2 separate regions of the Homo sapiens genome follow, and region 1 is linked to region 2. A link is a contact called in ENCODE Hi-C or POLR2A ChIA-PET data. All regions are on one chromosome and are shown on one strand. Each heading gives the region's core, a stretch centred on a gene start or an enhancer-like site at or near the end of the contact. The rest is flanking DNA. Distances are from core to core; before and after follow the strand shown. Region 1 overlaps S1PR2 (sphingosine-1-phosphate receptor 2). Region 2 holds the start of CDC37 (cell division cycle 37, HSP90 cochaperone).

The links. A loop is a pair of places that touch in the nucleus more often than their neighbours do. ChIA-PET counts read pairs that join two places held with the same protein, here RNA polymerase II (POLR2A). Pooled maps may share reads with other maps.
Region 1: a pooled map shows a loop between it and region 2 (2.4-fold over the local background). The contact joins the enhancer-like site here to the promoter of CDC37 in region 2. A Hi-C loop is called at or near these places in 2 of 50 pooled maps. POLR2A ChIA-PET finds 5 or more read pairs at or near these places in 5 of 52 experiments (CD4-positive, alpha-beta T cell, H1, K562 and 2 more).

The regions. Positions count from the first base shown.
Region 1 is chr19:10,218,590-10,221,680 of GRCh38, reverse strand. S1PR2 (sphingosine-1-phosphate receptor 2) reads left to right here. Exons shown (of 2, transcript NM_004230.4): 2 at 1-248. Among named protein-coding and RNA genes, the nearest start is that of MIR4322, 10 kb to the left of the region's middle. RefSeq lists enhancers at 1,265-1,344, 1,114-1,614, 1,565-1,794, 1,925-1,974, 1,615-2,115. Within about 2 kb of position 1,805, at least 2 of the 41 ENCODE cell types and tissues checked have a DNase peak (open chromatin) inside an H3K27ac peak, as active enhancers do.
Region 2 is chr19:10,402,043-10,405,140 of GRCh38, reverse strand. It overlaps CDC37 (cell division cycle 37, HSP90 cochaperone), which reads left to right and starts at 1,599. Exons shown (of 8, transcript NM_007065.4): 1 at 1,599-1,763. The coding sequence starts at 1,662. It overlaps MIR1181 (microRNA 1181), which reads left to right and starts at 1,603; the gene lies at 1,603-1,683. RefSeq lists silencers at 64-113, 1,824-1,883 and an enhancer at 1,074-1,423.

The DNA of each region.
Region 1 (3,091 bases), core at 556-3,055, 180 kb after region 2:
CTGGTCCTGCCCAGACCCCTTTGGAATTGCTGGCCCATCCTCCCACTGGAGAGCTGGGGTGCAGCTCACCTTGGGGAAGGAAACCTCATGCCTCAGAGTAATTTCTTGTGAATGCAAAGCCTGGGGGAGCGGGTCTTTGGGGGGCAAGGAGCCAGTCAGGGGCTTGTTTCCCCTCATAGAGCTCCCCAGACGTGCCTCCGCAATGCCTGAAACCCAGACCTAGGCTAATAAACGGTTCAATTTCTGTTTCCTGTGGTTGGTGTGTCTTTTCGGGGAGCAATTTCCCCCAGGAGCGCCCCATGGCTGGGCTGGATGGAACAGGAGGGGGGCTGCTGCCTGAGTAACTCATCCTTTGCCAACCTTCCCATTCTGTGCTCCTGACACCCTTAACCCGGCCTGAGCCAGGAGAAAACAGAGGTCAACCGGGATCTTTCCCAGGGGCAACTCACCTGCACCTCCCAGGGATTAACTCGGTCTGGGATCTCCCTGCTTTCTCTGAAGGAGACAGCCTGGCAGGTGGTGGGAGGCTCCTACATCCTCCCAATTGTATGTGCCTCCCGGGGAGCTGGAGAGATGGTTTGAGGGGGCTACAAAGAACCCAGATACCCACCCTTAGACACGGTGTTCCCAAAAGTAATGGCTGATCTTCACCGAGCACTTTCCAGGCATAAAGACTTGACTGCTCAGGAGGTGGAAGTTACTATAAACTCTTATGGAGGTGTGAGTTCAGAGAGATCAAGCAAACTGCTCAGAGTCACACAGCGCTAGTCGGGGTAGCGCCTGTCTGGATTTGAACCCAAGCAGGCTGACTCCAGACCATACTGGATCCACCACTGGGCTAGAGAAAGGCCACTCAGCTGAGTGCAGTGGCTCACTCCTATAATTCCAGCACTTTGGGAGGCTGAGGTGGGTGGGTCACTTGAGATCAGGAGTTCGAGACCAGCCTGCCAACATAGGGAAACCCCGTCTCTGCAAAAAATACAAAAATTAGCTGGGTGTGGTGGCGGGTGCCTGTAGTCCCAGCTACTCAGGAAGCTGAGGCAAGAGAATTGCTTGAATCCGGGAGGTGGAGAATGCAGTGAGCCAAGATCACGGCACTGCACTCCAGCCTGCGCGACAGAGCAGAGCAAAAAAAAAGACAGAGAGAGGCCACTTAGCTCCCTCTTTGCCATGGAAGGAGGAGCCACGAAGTTCATCAAGAACCAGGAGAAGCCAAGATAGGATGCAGCCTCGGGTGGGTCCCTCGGTGGGTTCCCTGGTGATACTCTTCTCTTTTGTCTGCAGGCAGCCGGCTCAGTGGCTCCTTTGAAGAAAAGTCTAGAGTTTTTTTGTTTGTTTGTTTTTTAAGACAGGGTCTTGCTCTGTTGCCTAGGCTGTAGTGCAGTTGGTGCCATCATGGTTCACTTCAGCCTCCCAAGTAGCTGGGACCACAGACATGCACCACCATGCCTGGCTAATTTTTTTTTTTTTTTTTTTTGTAGAGATGGGGGGTCTCCCTATGTTGCCCAGGCTGGTCTCGAACTCCTGGGCTCAAGCGATCCTCCTGCCTCCACCTTGGCCTCCCAAAGTGCTGGGATTTCAGGCATGAACCCTTTGATGGGGGACCCTAGGCACCCAAGCTGGAGCCCCACACAGCAACACCAGCTCAAAGACTAGGACAGCCAGTGGGAGAGAAGGCAGACCGCAGAGGCTGAGGGCCTGCAACCCCCATCGGAATTCCCCTTCTCTAGCAGTTGAGACAACAACCTCTGTTTGGAAACCTGAACCCTAGATGGGATGGGGGGTGGGGTGGGGGAAAAAGGCACAGGCCAGGCTGGAGTCAATAGATTTTCCCCAAGTACCCACAGGGTTCTCTATCTCCCCCTTCAGGACTCTGCTCAAATGCCACCTCCTCAGAAAGGAGTCACTTGCTTATTACCTGGCAGTATATATTATTAAGTTGGTGCAAAAGTCATTGCGGTTTTTGCCATTACCTTTAATAGCAAAAATTGCAATGACTTTTGCTATTTCTTTTAATGGCAAAAACCGCAATGACTTTTTTTTTTTTTTGAGATGGAGTCTCGCTCTGTCACCCAGGCTAGAGTGTATGGCCCGATCTCGGCTCACTGCAAACTCCGCCTCCTGGGTTCACGCCATTCTCCTGCCTCAGCCTCCTGAGTAGCTGGGACTACTAGTGCCCGCCACCATACCAGGCTAATTTTTTGTATTTTTTTTTTTTAGTAGAGACAGGGTTTCACCGTGTTAGCCAGGATGGTCTCAATCTCCTGACCTTGTGATCCACCCACCTCGGCCCCCCAAAGTGCTGGGATTACAGGCGTGAGCTACCGTGCCCAGCCTACAATGACTTTTAATGGCAAAAACCGCAATGATTTTAGCACCAACCTAATATGTATCAATTTATCTGTCTCTACCCCCATTAAAATACAAGCACTGTGAATATAGGACTGCACCTGCCTTATTTACTAATGTATCTCCAGTGTTGTTTTTTTGTTTTTTTTTGAGACAAGGTCTTACTCTGTTACCCAGGCTCAAGTGCAGTGGTGCAATCACAGCTCACTACAGCCTCAACCTCCTGGGCTCATGGGCTCAGGTGATACTTCCACCTCAGGCTTCCTAGTAACTGGGATTATAAGCCTGCTAATTTTCTTTTTTTGTAGAGACATGATTCTTCCATGTTGCCCAGGCTGGTCTTGAACTCCTAGGCTTAAGAGATCTGCCTGCCTCAACCTCCCAAAGTGCTGAGATTACAGGTGTGAGCCAACTTGCCTGGCTATTTATGGCTCTCTAACTTTTTTTTTTTTTTTGATACAGGGTCTGACTCTGTCACCCAGGCTGGAGTGCAGTGACGTAATCACAGCTCACCGCAGCCTTGACCTCCTGGGCTCAAGCCATCCTCCCACCTCAATCTCCCAAGTAGGTGGAACTACAGGTATGTGCCAACACACTGGCCTGCTTTTTTGTATTGTTTGTAGAGACAGGGTTTCACCATGTTGCCCAGGCTGCTCTCAAACTCCTGGGCTCAGTGCTCCTCCCACCTCAGCCTCCCAAAGTGCTGGGATTACAGGCATGAGCCACCATGCCTGGCTATCTC
Region 2 (3,098 bases), core at 350-2,849:
GGGAGCCGGGGAACCCCCTACCTTCCTGGCCCCCTCCCACTGTGGCACCGTGTCCCCCTCCCCACCGCAGCTCGCAGCCCCAAGCTTACCTTGCGGGGGGCCTGGGGAGGGGATGCCCCGCCCTCCCTGGCCTGGGGGGCGGGAGGGGACGGGGGTGTCCAGACCCTTTGTTTGCTGGTGTGTGTGTGTATGTGTGTGTGCGATTGTGAGAGCCGCCGGGGTGTGGGTCCGTGCGCGCGCGTGCCCGGGCCGTGACGGCCACTGATGTGCTGGACTGCCAGGGTGGAGGGGAAGAGGGAGGGGTAGGAGATGGGGACTCCCCCGCCCCTGCCCGCCCACTCGCGGGTTTGAATGAAGCGCGAGGGGGAAGGGCGGCAGCGGGAGGACGTTTTTGTCCGATGGCCCTTCCCGCTCCATGCACCGGGGAATCCTCCCCCTTCTGGAGAACTTCGCTCGCTCTCTCCAGGCACTGCCTCCAACGTCGGCTCCAGGGGAGACTAGGAAGAGGCGCCCCTCACCGGAGTGGCTGGAGCTCCTCCTATCCAGCCTGACCCCCGAGGGAGCACCCTTTAATCTGAGATAATCCTGGCCCAAGGCTGCAACACGGCCTATTATCCTGGTATCAAAGCGTGGATTGGGATGCATGGAAGTGTGAGGTGGTCGAGGCCCTGCATGCTTAGAGTAATGGAGTCCTTAGAGCCCCGGCGGAGGAAGCGTACCCCAAGACGAACGGGGAGGGGCTATGCGTGGCCCCAGACTGTGACGACAAGGAAAGCCCCCTTCCACCCCTCCACGATTCCCCCCACCAAGCGCGGGGCCAGGAATACGCGCCGTGGGCTAGACTCTAGCGACACCCAGCGGCCAGCGGGGTGGGGAGCCGAGACCCGTTTTGAGGGGGTCCGGGTGATTCCAAAGTGTGTGTGTGTGTGTGTGTGCGTGTGTGTGTGTGTGTGTGTGTGTGTGCGCGCGCGCGCTCGCGCGAGTCCTCGCTGCGAATGGCAGGAGGTGGAAGACAAGGAGAAGGCTGTTGCCGAGGCGGGGAAACCCCAGCTCCCAAGGCAGGGCCACAGTCTCCCCTCCACGTTTAACCCTGCAAGGGGAGGGCCATACCACCCCCGATTTAGACACCCCCAGGGCAGGTCCAGTCCTCCTCGGGCTGAGAAAGTCCGAGGAGTCATCAGGCGCCCCTCTCCAGCGCAGGCTTAGGTCCCCGTTTACGAAGGGCAGGGGGAGGGCCTTCCCGCCGTGTCCCTACCCCTTGCAGACGTCACTGCGGCGTGGCTGAGGGGACAGTCCTCTCAGTCTCATCAACCGTCCCCTCCCTGCCACCCCAAACGCCCACCGTGGAGCGGCGGGAGATGAGGGGGGCTCGGAGTTGAAGCGCGCACTCATATGCCCCCAGGAGACCTAGCGGAGCCCCAGCGCCCGATGACGCGGAGTCTCTGCGGGAACTCCAGGGGGCCGGAACACTTACGCAGGGCCCTTTAAGGCTGGCTGGGTAGCTAGTGCCGCTGCCGCGGTTACTAGGGATGTGACGTCACACAGGGCGGGGTTTCCCGCGCTCGGCGGAAGCGGAAGGGGCGGGGCTCCGCGCTCCTAGTCTCCACTGCTGCCGCCGTCGCCGCCACCCGAGCCGGAGCGGGCTGGGCCGCCAAGGCAAGATGGTGGACTACAGCGTGTGGGACCACATTGAGGTGTCTGATGATGAAGACGAGACGCACCCCAACATCGACACGGCCAGTCTCTTCCGCTGGCGGCATCAGGTAAGGCGCGCGCGCCCATCCCTTTCCCCACTCCCGGACCCCGCTTCGGAGTTGTGATCCCCGATACTGCCCAGGGACCCCGCTGTTCACACCTAGGATTCTCACCCCCCCAGTCTGGATTTTCAGGAGCTTCGATTCAACTCCGGGACCCCAGTACCATTGGGACCCTGAGTCCCTGCCCTGGATCTCCGCTCCCCCACTCCCTGCTCCGATTTTTGCGTGGGATTCCCTATTCACCCCCTAGAACTTCTTCATAGTCTGGAGTCCCCTAGACGAGTCTTGGGGGTTCTCCCTAATTCTGTTCGGCAGTTAACATTTATACCCAGAACTCTGCCTCAAAGTTTGGACCCCAAATTCTTCTAGATGATCCCTCATCCTATTCGGGTATTCACTTCCTATCTGGGATCTCCCATCGCCCCCCCACCTCCGTAGTCTGGACCCCCAATACTTTGGTCTGTCCCGGGATCTACTTTCCGGGATCTTGATCCGGGGTTCCCATTCAGATCCGGAGTCGCCACTCCTTTTCTAAACGGAACAAGGAACTCTGTGCTACTCTGATATTCCTGTCCCTGCCCACACCCAGGACCCCCTTCCTAGAGTGTAGAACCGTCCCCCTTCAGGATCCTTAGTCTCACCGAGTACTTGGGTTTTGGAATCTGGTTCCCCTCTGGATCTAACTACCAGCTCCAACCCGATAGAGCCTCACATTCCAGCCTCTCCTTTGGCCTCCGGTAGACCCATTTCCCATTATACCAGGAAATCCTGCCCACGTGGCTTCCGGCCTAGCCAGAGCCCCTGCTCCTACTTGGTATTGCAGACCCTGTCACCACCCACTTCCCAGACTGGCTTCCTGTATGAGCCTCAGCCAGCATTGGAAACTCTCCCCTAACTCAAGCCCAGAACCCCAAACCCACCCCACCTTTTGTCCCCAGCCTGTTAGCTACTCTGTGACCCAAATTGTCCCTGCTCTTATCCAGGGACTCTCCTGGTCTGATTCTAAATTCACCACCCCTTCTTCTATCTGACCACAACAGAGGTCCCGAATCCAGACCCCAGAATCCCAAGCCTGGGTGATCCATGTCCCACCACCCTCTCAGTGCTCACGAGCCAATGGGATGACTAAGACTTAAAGGTTTAACCTCCTGCTACCCCAAATGAGTGTGCCTGCATTACATACCAGTGTCTGTTGTATTCCTTTTTTTTTTTTTTTTTTTTTTTTTGAGACGAAGTTTCCTTCTTGTCGCCCAGGCTGGAGTGCAGTGGCACAATCTTGGCTCACTGCAACCTCTGCCTCCCGGGTTCAAGTGATTCTCCTGCCTCAGCCTCCTGAGTAGC